Linked DNA regions of Mus musculus: region 1 is linked to region 2. A link is a loop called in an ENCODE intact Hi-C map of the cell type or tissue named here. Cell type or tissue: gastrocnemius. All regions are shown on one strand. Each heading gives the region's core, and the rest is flanking DNA. Links, peaks and the distances in the headings are about the cores only.

What was found. Hi-C counts contacts between places; a loop is a spot of excess contacts. Peaks named below come from ENCODE experiments on the same cell type or tissue, not always from the same donor. Only the 100,000 strongest peaks of a DNase experiment are listed, where the experiment ranks them.
Region 1: a loop joins it to region 2, with 2.2 times the contacts of the local background. A loop is called at or near these places in 7 of 42 quality-filtered maps.

What each region holds. Positions count from the first base shown.
Region 1 is chr2:35,606,291-35,614,618 of GRCm38, reverse strand. It overlaps a transcript of Dab2ip not described here. Among named protein-coding and RNA genes, the nearest start is that of Dab2ip, 12 kb to the left of the region's middle. In gastrocnemius, for the core only: a CTCF peak has its summit at 5,091; DNase peaks (open chromatin) are centred at 2,840, 3,319, 3,936 and 5,084; H3K4me3 peaks cover 2,338 bases; H3K27ac peaks cover 6,915 bases.
Region 2 is chr2:35,535,398-35,543,725 of GRCm38, reverse strand. No RefSeq gene overlaps it. Among named protein-coding and RNA genes, the nearest start is that of Gm13446, 19 kb to the left of the region's middle. In gastrocnemius, for the core only: a CTCF peak has its summit at 3,986 (motif pointing left); a DNase peak (open chromatin) is centred at 3,978.

The DNA of each region.
Region 1 (8,328 bases), core at 115-8,114, 71 kb before region 2:
AGGCTTTCTTCCAGGTGACATGTGGCTGTCCCGCTGGAGGGCTTATGTTCCCATGGTAGCCTGGGGCTGGTTAGGCCAGGGTACATTCCTGACTCTTTGTAAGATTGATTGGAAGTCAGCATTTAGTGAGTGGATGAATGAATGAATGAATGAATGAATGCCTTTCCTTTGCCATTTGTCTTTGATCAGATCTCCAGGTCAAGCTCTTGCTTCCTTGTTGGTCAGGCTACACTTTGAGGGCTTGTGAACAATGAGTGTCTGTGTTCAGTCTGAGGGAAGTAGGTAGGAGCCACTGAAGGTGCTGAGGCAGGGGCCAGCTTCACAGGAACCACGACTGTTTCCTGGGGATGCCCCTGAGCTCACAGCTGGCACAGTAAGACCAGGAGGGAGTTAAATGCAGCTTCTTGCCTCCTTCACCCCTCAAGTCCCCTTGAGAGTGAGAACAATGAAGACCTGCCCCCACCCTGGGAACAGCATTTTGCCTGGAAATTCTACCAGGGGTAAGGGGAAGGGCGGGCCCTACAGTTTCAGTGCCTGCTCAAACAGGAAGAAGCGGAAAGTCTGGGGCCAAGGAAAACAAGTTCAAGGTCACCCTGGAAACCAGCAAGCCCATGGCTAGCCTTGTACATTTCCCCAGATGAATCTCTTCTAGTGATTAACACTTGACACACATGAATACAAAGAAAGCACGGTTCAGGACCACCCACAAGGCACGAGAGAAGGTACAACTTGCCCAGCCACTTCTGCCATACCTTCAGAGCCCAGAGACTCACTACACCGTCTCCCAGGGAAGGTTCCACACACAGAGGCTGAAAAGGGTCTTGGGGGACTTGATGGCTATCCCACCCTCCAGCCAGGGCACGGGACTGGGGACTCTCCAGGGTCCTCCCTATTCCCAGCAACAGGCCACAGATGCAGGCTCCACAAGGAGGCAGCCAGTGGTAGAGACAGGCAGGTGTTTGGGCTCCCAACCCACCATCAGATCCCTCTTGACTATAATGCTGAGGCAGGGGGCTGACCTCTGGCTAGCCTTCTCTAAAAGCCCAGAAGACAAAGGCAAGAGCCCTGAAGCAGCCTCAGTGCCACTGAGCCCCTTTGCACCAGGGACATATGGGTTACAGACACCTCAGCACGGCCCCTTAAACACCTTGGCTCCCTTCCTTTTCCCCGGGAAGCTGGAAGGTAATGCTAGAGCTCTCTGAACCTGCTCCCTCTGACCTAAGCTCTGTGAGTGTTCCTCTCTGAGTCCACTTACACTGGCTCTATGCATATACAGTCCCCGCTCTTCTCTGCAACCTGTGAGCTCTTTCACAGGCCAGCCAGGACAGCAACTACTCAGCAGCCAGGAACATAGCCAGTGTGTCCCGCCCCTTGCCAGGTGTGTCACCCTAAGACGAAGTCCTTGTCCAGTTCCTCAGTCCTGGGGCTTGAGGGTGGCCTAGGGGAGAGTGTTAGAACGCAGATGCCCAGGCCCACCCCAGAGTCTGGTTTAGCCAGTCTAGGGAAGGGTTCAGGAATATGACTGATTTTTTTCCCCTCTTTTAGACAAGGTCTCCCTCTGCAGAATGAGAACTTCCTGACCCTACTGGAGACCCTGCCTCACTGCTCAGGCACTGAGAGTACAAACACAAGCTTCCATGCTGGGTTGGGGACTACCCGGGGTCCTAGACTCTCCTGCAAGAGGAGATGGGCTGCTGGAAGCTTCTGAAGGTCACACCTGTTGCCGTCTAAGTTCTGTGTAGAGCTCTCAGCAGAAATGAATTTACAGCATTTTCTGTACCTCAGCACCCGTATGGCCAAGCAGATAAGGTTTCTAAACCTCACAGCGTAGAAGGACCAAGTGAAGCTTGCAACAGTTTGCAGGGCTCCCCACTGATGCCCCAGGCTCCCCAAAAGTGGTTTGGAGGGAGGGGCCTAGCAGGTCAGCTCAGGCCAGGAAGCACCCTGACTGGCCCACATTGTCCTGGTCTCTGTGTTCCCTGACTTGACCAGGTCTTGGGCTGATTAAAATATCCCTTTACAGCTCCGATGGGCATGGTGTTCCCTTACAAAACTAGGAGAAGCACAGGCTCACGCAAGCACTGCCAAGCAGGCCATGGACCCTGGGCTCCTTCCTCCCGAGATGAACAGAGTTGGCTCAAGGGAGGTCAACCTTGCCAGGAGAAACCAAGGACTAGCGGGGATGCCATGAGCAAGGTCCCACAGTCCACACTTACGAGTCCAGTACAGTACTCACTCGCTGCCAGGCAGTGTTTATTCGGCAAGCCCTTATAAGGCCCTCTGGGGTGGACACAGGACTCTCTCAGTCATAGGCAGAAGGCTAGTGAGTAACAGAAACTCGGTTTCTACAGCCTGTCTCCTGCTAGAGCTCCGTGCTGCCCGATAACTCTTGTCTTTTGTCTCCAGGTTACTAAGCTGCGATGAGAGTGTGGCTGCTTGCAAATCCATGTTTTTTAGCAACAAGGCTGAGGGTGTCCAGGTCGGGTCCTAGCCAGTGCTCATTGGGAATCACCACAACCAGCTTCCCCACAGCTCTCTGTCCTTCCACCTGTCCCAGCCCCATCGGTCAGTCCCTCCTGCAGTCTCCCTGTGACTCAAGCAAGGTTCCTTAGATGTGACTCTTGCAATCTTGACTAGCTCTGTCTATGAACCTCTCCACTTTCACAGAAATCACCCAGGGCCATGGCGGCACCACATCTTTCTCTTCTTGCTCTGGAGATTGCCATATCCCTCAGTGATTCCCCACACACAAGCCACCCTCCCCCATCTAGAGTCTATTCTGTATTCAGCAAGCAGAGTGGGCGGGTGTGTCGAACTCTCTTGCCAACCCCAGGCCTGCTGGGGCATCTTTTCTGGCATACCTCTCTCAAGTGGCCTGACTAATCCCAATCACCCTTCCTTTCCACAAAAGCCACTGCTGCCTTTGCCAGCTCCATACCAGCCTCTTCTCCCAGGCACACTCCCTTCCTCAGCGCACTGTACAGAGAGACTCTACATCTGTCTCTGCTGCACATCTGTGGTTCTCCTTGAGGGTCAGGTCCCTGACTACCTGGCAACTTCAGGCCCCAGTGGTGAAAGCCACGTGACTGATGACAATTGGGAGGTGAGTGGGCCTATTCAGTACATGTGTGCACATGTCTGTGTACTTTGGAGCCCCTCAGCCCTGGGCATCGTGAACCCCCTGAGCACTCAGCAAAGCCAGGCCAGAGGCTCTGCACCACCACCCCAGCTCAGAAATTATCCGTTTCCTCCTCTCTTTCCATGATTCATAACCCATCAAATACACCTCCCCACTATCTTCACAAGAGTGCCGCCTTTCTGCCATTTAATAATGCATTTGGCTCGCTGCTCCTCTCCCAGGAGAAACCGAACGCTTGGCTCCCATTCCGCACAAGCCAGGAGCCATGTGTCACTCAGGAGCTGACTTCAGACCTGAACCTTGAGCCCCTCATTTGGGCTCCCTGGGCAGGGCCCTGCTGGTCTTGCAGACCCCTTGCCTTCACCTATCTGCTGAGAAGTCCTGGTGCCCACAGGTCTCTCAAGGTTTGCTCTGAGGCAGGAGTCTGACTCCAGTTCTTCCTGCACCAGCCCCACATAGGCCAAGGCTGCGCTCTAGGTTCAGATGCGGCAGAGACATAAGGCATTGGAGCCAGTGTCTAAATGTATGGTCTCATTTCAATTTCACAAAACCCTTTAGAAGCCAAAGGGCCAATTGCAACCATTCTACAGTAGGGAAATGCCTCTGAGACAGACAGCTTCCCTGAGGCTGTACTGCAAGCAGATGGTGGCTTCCTGGGGATGGGGGTGGAGGCACACTGGAGGGAAGAGATCTAGAAGTTGCAGGGAGCATAGGCTCCAAGCTGAGCAGTGCAGGCAGAGAGAGCCCAAGGGATTAGGGGCTGGCAACCGAGGGCTGCAACCTCACCTTTTGTGTTATATGGGGCAAGTCCCCTGATTCACTGGCTGGACTCCCAACTCTGCTCCACAGACAGGCTTCCTCCCAGGACTAACAATCACGTGACTAGATGAGGCAACACGTGGGAAGCCGCCTGTAAACTGTCCAGTCCCAGGTAACGTCATTTTTGCGAGTCAGGACGGCAGACTCCAGACAGGATTATGAAAAACCTGCAGGGAAGCCCTGGCCTCTCCAGGTGACAGAGGACCCAAACGCTCAGGCCCCGGGAGAAGGTAAAGCCCCCTCCTCAGACCACAAGCAACCTTCCCCACCTTCACCCCCTGCTCAGCACAGGTCCCCGCCCCCTGTCAGTCACTGGGTCTGGTCCCCTCCCCCTCCTGCTCTGTATGTAAAGTTTCTGCTTCTACTTTATAGTTTCCGTGGCAACCACCTCTCATTTTTATTGTCTTCCTCTCCTCCTACACTTTGACATCTTGGGCTCAAGGGAGAAGAGGAATGAGGGGTAGGGGGTCTGGACAAGAGAAAAAACATAGCAAGATGCGGGGCTGGGGATGACCTCTGACCTGAGGACCAGCCTGGAGAGGACTCACAGAGGAGCCTGTATTGTGCCATGTATCTGAGGCCCTGCAGGCATCCCCACTGGCCTCCCACTAGTGTGTCTTCACTCATGAGACACCCTGCCCTCTCTACATCAGGACACCTTCCCTTCACCAAGGCCAGACTTTAAAGCCCCCACTCACAGAAGTCACTATTACACCAGCTGTCCTTGGTGTGCCTGCCTCTCACCATCCGACCTCTCTCAGCCTCCCTGCAGCAGGCAAGGCTAACAGTTTCTCCCTTCATCCTGTATCTCCAGAGCTCTTCAGGAGCCAGCACACTGTACGCAGGTCCTCAGAAGCCTGAGGATTCCCATCTCCATTCTGTCAACTCCAGCCTTGAGCCTCCCCACATTCGACTAGAACGCAGCATCCCTGGCGATAAATCCAGACTAAGTTGGAACCCACTTCCTCATGGGCTACGGGAGGCTGAAGTGAGTTCACGGGGCTGAAGGAGCCTGGCATGTTCTCTAGCGCATGTGGGATCTGGTATTATTTTTAGGCACTGAGTCAGGGCCATCTAGTGAACAGCCCAGAGGCCTCCCTGACCCACATGCTCTCAGTGGCTCTCTCTCTCCACCTGCTGATCTCCTGAGGCATCGATGCCAGCCTGCAGCCAGTTCCAGAGCAAAGCTCTGCCTAGCTCCGGCTCTGCACACAAGCCCCCTCCCACTCACAGGCACGTGCCTACACTTAGGCACACCCACATGTTCATACACGGATACACACCCGTCCACCCTAACATTCACACTCACGTGCATATGTATGGGTGTGCATCCACAGGCACACTCCATGGCTTCACCAGAGCCCAGTATGAAGCTCTCTAGGGAGGGACAACACTCTGAGGCTCCCGTAAGCAACAGCAGAGGGTAGCCCCACCATAGGGTAAGCATGCTGACAGAAGCTTCTGGAAAGCTGTAGCACCGGGATCCTTCCTCCTGGGTCTCCCCACCCCACATCCACCAATGTAAGGCCTCCCTCCTTCCCCGTGGGGCTGACCATGAGTCCCAACTTCACGGCCAGCCCGGACCTGCACATTATTCTTTCCAAATGGCACACTTGCCTAGGCTTGTGCTAGGACAGGTGTGGCTGGTGACAATGCACAGGGGTTACCCAAGGCCACAGTGTCTCAGCTTGGGGTTCCTATGCCGAAGGAATTCCCCCCCCACCCGCAAAGACCTACTCTGTCAGGCATTAGCAGAGAGAGGGGGAAAAACCTCAACATGAAACCCAATGAGGTCTAGTCAGGCCAGTCACAGCCTCTGCCCCATACTTCTGTACTCATGTGTGATCTCTCTCTCTCTCTCTCTCTCTCTCTTTCTCTCTCTCTCTCTCTCTATCTCTATCTCTCTCTCTCCTATCTCAATGCTCCAGGATTCCCACAACTGCCCTTGGGATGTAGTACCTACCCTGAAGTAAATGGGGGGGGGCAACCCCAGGACCTGGTACTTGAAAGCCCAGGCAAGTTCTAATATGGTCTGGGAAGGGAGATTATGTGTCCCCAAGAGGAGTCCACTATAGTCCTTGTCCCTAGAAAGCTGACACTTTAGTGGCATATGAGGGTTCCCACAGGTGTAGGCAGACAGGGACAGAGGCTGAGGAGACAAAAAAAGCAGAAAGAAGTAACTAACAACTGTTCACGTGGGGGTGGGATAGGATGGGGTGGTAACCCAGGAAGGCTTCCCAGAGGAGGTAGCATGTGAGCTACCTGGCTAGGATTCTGACAGGCAGTTGGCATGGGATATAAGGTGAGCATACTGAGATTTCTTTTTTTTAAAATAGGCTTTTATGTAGCCCAAGCTAGCCTTAAATTCATTATGTAGCTGAGGAAAACCTTGAGCCTTTGGATGCTGGGATTATAGGTCTATGCCACTAAGCCTGGTGTTGTGCAGTGCTGGCAAGCACTGTATCCGATGAGCCATCTCACCAAGCCAGAGCTGAGGTCTGCAGAAGCCTCCCGGCAAATGTCCCCTTCTAGACCGCACTGACGATTTGGGCTTAAGGGTGCTAGTCCGGTCTCATTCATCGGATCACTTAGACCACAGGGGTGCTAACTGTTCCAGAAAGAGGCATTTTCAGGCCAGGTCCTGAGGCTGCCTCTGCCACAGACAGTAGCCCAAGAGTGTCACCGTAGGGTAGAGCCTGACAGGTTTTCAACTCCTACAGGAAAGAGTGTCTTTGAATTACCTGTACAACCTATTCCCGTATTTCACACCACGATGCGGTCAGCCAGGAAGTTCTTCCCCATATCTAACCTACATCTCTCTTGCTGAAATGTACACCCACCTTGCTGTGGAGACAGGAATAACAAAGGCCAGAAGCTGAAATGCCTCACTGGGCAGTCAGACAGCAAGGAAGGGGGTGGGGGTGGGGTCAGTGGGCAGAGATACAACCCCTGGCGCTGAGGAGAATGGACAAGGCCCTCTTTGTGTGCATGATTAATTTATAGGCCTGGGGAGGGCCACGGGAACGTCCTGCGCTGGACCTCAGAGGCTTCCCTGACCCAATTTAGAAGCTGTGTTTATTGTGTCGCTCATGTCAAACCTTCCCGAAGAGGTCTCTATCCCCAGCGTGCTCATGAATTTTCCGGGGGTTTAATCATGCACAATCTGAGAGCAATTTATTAAGAAGATTAAAGCCCCCAAATATGCTTCCGCATGGCAAATTGATCGTCCACCACGGGCAGACGTCCCCCGGCAGAAAGGTCCTTCCGCAAAGTGAATGTGGAAGGCTACAACCAGGGAAGAGGGAGAGTTGTGGGGTGTGGGGTCCCCAAATCAGAGTCGAGGCCAACTGTGTGGGAAAAGGGCATAAAGGACTGCAGGCCAAGGACGTAGCTCACTTGGTACGGGGCTTGCCTGGCATGCATGCGATCCTGGTCCCATCCCCAGCACCTGATAAGCCAGATCCATCTTTGGCCACACAGAGAGGTTGAGGCCGACCTGGGCTACATGAGGCCCTAGCTCAAAAACAAAACAAAAACCAAAACAAAAGAACCCCAGAAGGAAAGAGTGTGAGCAGTGCTCAGAGCCACATCCTGGATTTAAAGACAGTCCATCACTCACAGCCAGTGTCTCCAGTATTTCTCCTCCATGAAGCCCTCTGGGCCACTCACAGTAAGACGGGGATCTAATCCCTCCTTGCAGTTCCTAATGCCCCATCTGAGCCCCTTACTTTCCCACCCTGACCCTGAGCCTCCTGGAGGAGAAGCCCAGGGTTAGGTCCCCCTACCAGGAGGGGGAATTTTCATTCCCACCCTTCCTGGGATGGGGAGCAGCATGGGCCTCACTACAGTAAAGCTGAGTAGAAGACAGGAAGGAGGGGTGGGGTCCCAGCTGGAGTCCTTGGAGGCTTTGGGGAAGATGGCTGCTAAAACCCTGATCTGACCTCAGATGCCAATCGTGCCGCCACAGCCTCAGTGTTTGTCTGATACCTCAGGCCTGGCCTCGCCTCTCCTGACCCTCCTCTCATCTAGGATGCTACCCAGCACATGTTTGTTTCTCTCAGATAATGAATGAGCTAAGCTGAGGGAAACCTGAGCATCCTTGGAGCCAGGTTCTACGCTGAGCTCTAGTGCCCATCTCTGCGCTCGCATACAACCCTACAGGTTGTGTGCTGTTTCCACCTTAAACCTCCCACGAATAACTGATGTACCTGTGCCAGGAAGCAGAGAATGGCTCAAACCCAGAGCCTAACCCAGTACCTCCCACCTTAGTCTTTAGCTGGGACGCCTTTGTCCCCATGAGGACTGTTAGTGGGGCTCAGATCCACTCCAGATCTCTTAGCTAGCCTTCTGCCTCAGTCCCTCTTGTCCTT
Region 2 (8,328 bases), core at 242-8,241:
TATGCATGTGTGTGTGTATATATATACACAAATAAGACCATATCATGCATGACTTATATTCTGAATTTTGTTTTTCTCTTTGCTAACAGTGGAGCAGAAACTAAAAAATATTTTACATATGTAGACATGTGTGAATCATGTTGAATAGAATGTTGTGTGCTTACTGTCTAATTAACGTAAATTTAAAAAATGTATGTGTGGGTCAGGCAGTGCCATACACCTTTAATCCCAGCACTTTAATCCTCTGTCTCTGTGAGACAGAGGCAGGCAGATCTCTGAGTTTGAGGCTATCCTGGTCTTCAGAGTGGCAAGACAAAAATCCTGTCTCAGAAAAAAAAAAAAAAAAAGTATGTGTTTGGGTGTGTGGTATGCAGGCAGGTGTGTGTGTGTGTGTGTGTGTGTGTGTGTGTGTGTGTGTGTGTTCCCATATGTGGGAGTGTTTATCTATAGGTGCACATTTGGAGATCTAAGGCTGACATAGGGAATCTTCCTTCTCATTCACTGAGGCAGTATCTCTCAGATGAACCCACAGCTTGGCCATATGGTAGTTCGTTTAGGCAGCTTGACCCAGCAGTCCCCTGTATCCACCCTTGGAGCCCTAGGATCACAGGCAGCCCACCAGGCCCACCTGGCTCTGAGGGCTTGAGCAGCACCCTCACACTAACAAGCAGGGGCTTTATCCACTGAGCCCCCTTTACATCCAACAACTGAAGTGACTTTTTAAAAAGCGATTTATTTATTTATTTTATATATGCGAGTACACTGTTGTTCTCTTCAGACACACCAGAAGAGGGCATCAGATCTCTTTACAGATGGTTGTGAGCCACCATGTAGTTTCTGGGAAATTGAACTCCAGACCTCTGGAAGAGCAGCCAGTGCTCTTAACCACTGAGCCACCTCTCCAGTCCCAGTAGAAGAGATTTTTATTAGCATTTAAAAAAAATTATCTTTGATGTTTCCTTATGCTTCATATTTAAAAAGTCAAAATGTATTCTACACACACATACACATCCTCTTAAAACTTCATTCCGGGTGGGTTTGGTATTTATATTGATCATATCACTGTGTTATTAATTGTTAGTGTCCCTTTCTATAAGTGGCAATCCTAAAGCCAGCGCAGCACAGCGCACCTTGACTCGTTCAAGTCTAACACTAATGAATGTCGTCACCCTCACCACTGATGCAGGTATGAGGGACCTCGGGCCATTTAAAACCCTATTTACCCCACCTGATTCATGTTCTGGTGTCATCTGGAACCATCTGGTATTTGAGTTCTTTCTATATATCACTCTCCACATGGCATTGTTATTATTATTGTTTTGTACAGACAAATTTGTTTAAATTAAGCAGATATTTTCCTCACTGACGTTTATTCCTTTCTTATCTCCACGTTCCTGGCTGGAACTGTTTCTCAGCCCAGCTCATCACTAATTGTGGCGCTGTGCTAGCGATACATTTGTTATTTGAATGAAAGGTCTGTATTTCACCTTCGCTTTCCATTTTGTATGTATGCACATGTGTGCAGTGTATGGGAGTGCGTGCCTGTAGGAGGATGAGCATGTAGAGGTCAGAGGTCACCATCAGAAGGCTTCAGTTCTCATCATAATGTTTGAAACAGGGTTGCTCACCACTCTAGCCAGCACTCATCGATTGGCTAGACTGATTGGCCTGTGGGCTCTGGGGATCCACCCCGCACTCAGGTTGCAGAGATTTGTGACCGTATGCACGCAGCCTTCATACTTGCATGCTGGCGATACAAACTCATATCCTTGTCCTTGTGGGTCAGGTACTTTACCAACTGAGCCACATCTCCAACACTTTGGAAAGGCACTTTCTTTATGCAGCTATATTATTCCAGGGTGTTAAGAAAGAGAAAAAGAGAACAATAGCGGAGAGACAAAGCCAAATGCACGAACGAGCAACTGCATTACATGTAAGCAGACTACATACTACACTAGAAAGACAAACACCGTCTTATTAGGTTAAAAGCAGCAACAATATGTGATGCTTATAGTGGAGGTGTAATAAGCATGCGGATAAAGAAACAGGGAGAGTGGTGGTGAGCAAGCCTTCTATCAGGCAGACCCCAGCAACAGACCCCCTGCTGAAGCAGGCTATGAAAGAGGAAACCCCTGCTAGACCAGGGAAGAATTGATTTATCAAGTAGATACAATTCTAAATTTTCACAAAACTAGTAACATAGCCTCAAACTATATAAAGCAAAAAAATAAAATAAAATAAAATAATAAAATAAAATAAAATCAAGGGAACTAAAAGAAGAAATGAATATACCTTCTTCCACTGACCACTCTCACATTAAAAAGTAATAAAATCTCACATATCTTTCCGGGCATCATTGGAAATCATTCAGGGTTCTTTAGAGGTTCAGAAACAATGGAATGAATACATCCTTGTATATATTACAGAAATTAAGTCAGTTATATTGAAATGCCAACAATTGTTGAATCTTAGCTGAGAGGCTGAGTGCCCAGCAGGGGCTCAGTCCTTGAGGCTGGATGTCTCCCTTGCTCTGCTCAGAAGCTGGGGGACTCCCACAGTGACTCTCACTGGGGACTCTGGCAGAAGTTGCTCACTCCAAAAGTCAGAGTCCCCATACAGCCTGGAGAGCCACTGGTCCCTAATCAGCTATGGAAACCCTGGCCTGATATCAGTGAAGGAAGCAGGAAGTGGGGGCTGCTGTGAGGAGGGCAAATTCACTGGACAGCAGGAGAGGGAGCAAAGAGCTCGTAATCGTCTTCTCCCATGCTCCTTTTCGTCTGGGCTGCTGCCAGCAGATACCACCCACAGTAGAATGTTCACACCACCACCGGGTAGGGGGACACCCCCACCCCCCAGAGGAAGAATTCATTTCTTCTTTTAGTTCCCTTGATTATGATTTTTTTTTTTTGCTTTACATACTTTGAGGCTATGTTATTAGTTTTGTGCAAATTTAGAATTGTATCTACTTGATAAATCAATTCCTCCCTGGTCTATGTTTAGCAGGGGTTTCCTCTTTCATAGCCTGCTTCAGCAGAGGGTCTGTTCCTGGGGTCTGCCTGATAGAAGGCTTGCTCACCACCACTCTCCCTGTTTCTTTATCCGCGCGCACGCGTGTATGTGTGTGTGTGTGTGTGTGTGTGTGCGCGCGCGCGTGCGCGCACACGCTCTCACACTTGCACAGGAGGCCACTTTGCAGGAGCTTTGGGGGTTTTGTTTGGCTGGCTGGCTGGTTGGTTTGGTTTTTTTGGCTTTTCAAGACAGGGTTTCTCCTGGCTGTCCTGGAACCACTCTGTAGACCAGGCTTGAACTCACAGAGATTTGCCTGCCTCTGCCTCCCCAATGCTGGGATTGAAAGCATGGGTCACCACCCGGCTGGTTGGTTTCTGTTTTGAAACAGAGCCTGCTATGTAGCTTAGGCAAACCTAGAGCTCACTTGTAGACCAGGCTGGCCTCCAGCTTCACATAGTCACCTTGCCTCTGCCTCCTGAGTTCTAGAATTACAGGCAAGGGAGATGGGCTGTTCAGGACCAGAGGGTCTTCCTGCCCAGCTCAGAAATTCATCTGTGGTTAGGCCTGGAAGATCCCCTGGAGATAATTCCCAGGGCCATAGGCAAGCACACCACATGGGAGCCTATCAGAAATGGGTCAGGCCATACTCAGACCCTGACTCAAAGCCTGCTTTCAGAAAAGATGTCTAAGTGACTCCTGCATGAAATTCTCGAAAAATAAAATATTACATTTGTAAAATAGAATAAATCATGTTAATTTAAAAAAAAAAAAAGGTTGAGAAGCTTGCCCTAGTAGCCCTCCTCCCATTTTCTAGACCAGCAAACCGAGGGACAAGACACCTCCCAGGACCAGAGCCTCATCCTTGGGACCCTCATTACAGTCCCAGGCTTCCCTGCCTCTCTGGTTACATGCACTTCAGACTCTTCCCTGAGATTCTTGTTCGGTCTTTGCAAGGCCCACGCGCGCCCCCTGGTGGAATCAGGGGGAAACTTCCTGTCCGAGCCCAAAAGTAGGTAAGAGACTTGGCCCCTGGTTTAAAATCAAGGAATGAGGGCAGAGACCAGAGAACAGCGGGGAGCCTGCAAGTCGGGAAGTAAGTAGAGAGATAACTTTTAGTTTGAACAAAGACTGCAGGGTTGAAGTTGGTCCGAGCATCTTCTCTAAGCCTCTGGGGGATGGGGGCGTCCCCCTACCCTGTGGTGTGAACATTCCACCGCCATGGCAGGAAGTGCTTAATGCAAAGACCGAGGTCATAGCTGCAAAACTGGAGCCCAGGGCCCTGCCCAGGCCTGAGCCACTCTTAAGAGGGTTTTCCCCTCCCGCTGTGCAGAAACAGCTTTAGAGCCTTTCCTTACAAGGAGCCAAGAGGCCCAGAGACTTGTGTATGTTAAAATGCCCAAACAGCTAGTGATGAATGGTCCCTTCCAGGTCTGAGTATGGCTGTGACCTAGTTGTTCAGTAAAACACTGGGTTCCATGTGTCCAGGTCTGAATCAAGGCAGGCCTGGGGCACAGGCCTGTAATCTCAGCCCTTGGAGCAAGGCAGGAAGACTGTGAGTTAGAAGCCAGCCCTGTTATATCCTGAGGCCTTATGCAAACAAGGAAACAAAAGAATTATGCTTAATAAGGGCAGCATCTATGCCTACAAATATGACAACTCTGGATACCTCATGTGAATGAAATCATGCAATATTTACTAATCTGTTTGCTTCATTCCAAAGGTTTGCCCACATTAGAATGCTGTGTTTCCCTAAGGCTGAATAATATACCTGTGTGTGTGTGTGTGTGTGTATGTGTGTGTGTGTGTGTGTGTGTGTGTGTGTGTGTGTATCTTAGGTAAGTGTGTATGTTAGGTGTATTAGTTAGGCTGTCGTTGCTGAAAAGAGCTGTCCATGACAGCTCTTACAAAGGAAAACACTTAATTGTGACTTGGATCAGAGTATCAGAGATTCAATCCATGACCACCATGGTGGGAGGCATGGTGCCATGCCAGCAGACATGGTGCTGGAGAAAGAGCTAAGAGTTCTACATCTTGATCCACAGGCAGCATAAGAGAACTGTGAGCCTTCAGGGCAAGGGCTTGAGCATCTAAGATCTGAAAACCTGCTCCCACAGTGACACACTTCCTCCAATAAGGCTATACCCACTCCAAAACAGCCACACCTCCTAATAGGGCCACTCTCTATGGACCACGTATTCAAACACTCGAATCTACGGGGTCCGTTCCTATTCAAACCACCACAGTCCACACCCTGGTCCTTGTAGACTTGTAGCCATATCATAATGCAGAAATGCATTCAGCCCAAATCCAAAAGTCCTCATGGTCTATCACAGTCTCAACAATGTTTAAAAAGTCCAAAGTTCAAAGTCTTCTCTGAGATTCATGCAATCTCTTGACTGTAATTCTGTATAAAATCCAAGTAAAAAAGCAGATCACATACTCCCAACATACAGTGGCACAGGATACATATTACAGTTCCATAAGGGAGGAAAGCGCACACAGTGAGGAGATACTGGACTGAAAGCCAACTGGGCAAACTCCAAATTCTGCATCTCCATGTCTGACGTCAGATCTCCAACCCCTGTCACCTTCATTGACTGCAGCACACTTCTTTTCCTTGGGCTGGTCCCCTCACTGTGAGCAGTCTTCTCGACAGGTATCCAGGGCTCTGGCATCTCCAACACTTTGGAGTCTGCGAGGTAATCCAGGCTTCACCTTCGAAGCTTCACACAGTGGCCTCTGCTGCACATGGACACCCTGACACATGTCTGACCACAGTGGCTTTTCTTAGCTGAGGTAGCCTCTTTCTCTTCTTTTTGACTCTAAAGCTAGAGCCACGTGACTGAAGCTGCAAAGTTCTTCTGCTTGCTGGGGTTGGGACACGGCCCCTCGTTCAATGACATCTTTACCAGCTTTCTGTTTTCAGTGGTTTCCTTCATTGCCTAAGCTTGGCTGTCTTGGAACTCACCCTGTAGACCAAGCTGGCCTTGAATGCAGAGAATCTGCTTGCCTCTGTCTCCTGAGTGCTGGGATTAAAGGCAAGAACCACCACACCTGGACCTAAACTCTTCTTTAATTCCTTTTTCACAAGTTGGAAGTTTAGCTGGGTGGGAGGTCACCACTCCCTTTATTTCATTTAACATCAGGCTTTTCTTTAATCTGTTTATCTTCTTGAACACAGGATTTAGCTCCATTCCACTTCCTAGTGCTTCTTTTCTCTGAAATCTGTAGGTTTTTGTATTTTTGCTCAGCTTGCTCCTCGTTATTTTAGCTCTTCATAGAAGAGAACACTAGTAATCACACGACAGAGTCTATACTAGGCTATTTTGAGATTTCCGTTGCCAGTGCAATTAATCCAAAACTCAATTTGGCCTCAGGGGGACTTTTTCAAACAAGGGCAAAAACAGCCACATTCTTCACCAAAATATCACAAGAACAGTCTCTAGAATACTAAGATTCCTTTTCTCTGAAACCTCTTGAGCCAGGACCCTACAGTTCAAATCACCCTCAGCATCACTGTCTTTCATGGTCCTACTAGGCTGGCCCTTTAAGCCCCACTTAAAGCATTTGACTGCTTTTCTGATCCAAAATCCCGAATGCCACATTCCTCCAAACAAAAGCATGGTCAGGCCAGTCACAGCAATACCCTTGATACCAAATTGCTTAGTTAGGGTTTCTATTGCTTCAACAAAACACCATGACCAAAAAGCAAGTTGGGGAGGAAAGGGTTTATTAGGCTTACACTTTCCACATTGCTGTTGATCACCAAAGGAAGTCAGGACTGGAACTCAAGCAGGTCAGGAAGCAGGAGCTAATGCAGAGACCATGGAGGGATGTTACTTCCTGGTTTGCTTCCCATGGCTTGCTCAGCCTGCTTTCGTATAGAACCCAGGACCACCAGCCCAGGGATGGCACTACCCATCATTGGCTGGGCCCTCCTCCATTGGTCACTAATTAAGAAATTGCCTTACAGCTGGATCTCATGGAGGCATTTCCTCAAGCAAGGCTCCTTCTTCTCTGATGATTCTAGCTTGTGTCAAGCTGACACACAAAACCAGCCAGTACAGTACAGTAGATGAGGAAAAATACATTTTATAACACTGAGGAACTAACCCAGGTCTATAGTAAGCAATTGTTGTACCATGAGACACATTCCTCCCCTGGTTTTCGTGTGTGTGTGTGTGTGTGTGTGTGTGTGTGTGGTGTATATTGAGGGTGGGAGGAGTGTGTACGAATATGTGAGCACATGTGTGTGCGTGCATGTGGAGGATCAAGGCTGACATCAGAAGTCTTCCCTTTAGTAATTGAGGCAAAGTCTTTCAGTTGGACCCAGAGCAACAGACACAGTCAGTCTGGCTTGCTCCAGGGATTCCACCTCCACCTGAGTGCTGGGATCACAGACTAAGCTGCCACCTTCCCCAGCATTCACGACTGTTCTGGAAATCCAAACCCCAGTCCTCACACAGGGCAAGTAACTTAGCCACTGAGCCATCTTCTCAGCTTGCCATCTTATTTTTTTTTTTTTTTTTTTTTGAGACAAGGTCTCTCACTGAATATGCAGAAGACTATTTCAGCTAGACTGACTGATCAGTGAGCCCTTTGGATATGCCAGTCTCTACCCCATGTGGTGGTTTGACTGAGAATATATACTCGAGTACCTGCTGCTCAGTTGGGAACAATTTGGGAAGGATTAGGAGGGGTGTCCTTGTTGGAGGAGGTGTGTCACTGGAGGTAAGCTCTGAGACTTCAAAAGACTCACTAGATTATAGTGATCTCTCTCTCTCTCTCTCTCTCTCTCTCTCTCTCTCTCTCTCTCTCTCTCCCCTCTCCTTCACCCTCACTCTGCCTCCTGCTTTTAGATGAAGATGTGAACTCTCTGCTGCTCCAGCCAACAGCATGCTTCCAATCATGGACACTACCTCCCCTCCCCCAATCAAAAGTCCAGTGGAACTTACTTCCTTTGTAAGTTGTCTTGACTATAGTGCTTTATCACAAAAATAGGAAAGTAACTAAGATGTCCCCAACACAAGATGTGTGCTACCTTGCCTGGATATTAAGTGGGTGTTGTGATGTAGACTCAGTTCCTCGTGCTTGGCATTTTTGTCAGTATTCTGTCTGTTTCATTGTTGTGAAAAGACAGTGTGGCCATGGCAACTTTTATAAAACATTTAACAGGGGCTGACTTACAGTGTTAGAGGTTTAGTCTATTGTCACAGTGAGGAGCATGGTGGCACTCAGGCAGACAACGTGCTGGGGAAGCAGCTGATAGTTCTACGTCTGGACACAAAGGCAGCAGAAGGAGACACTGGAACTGGCTTG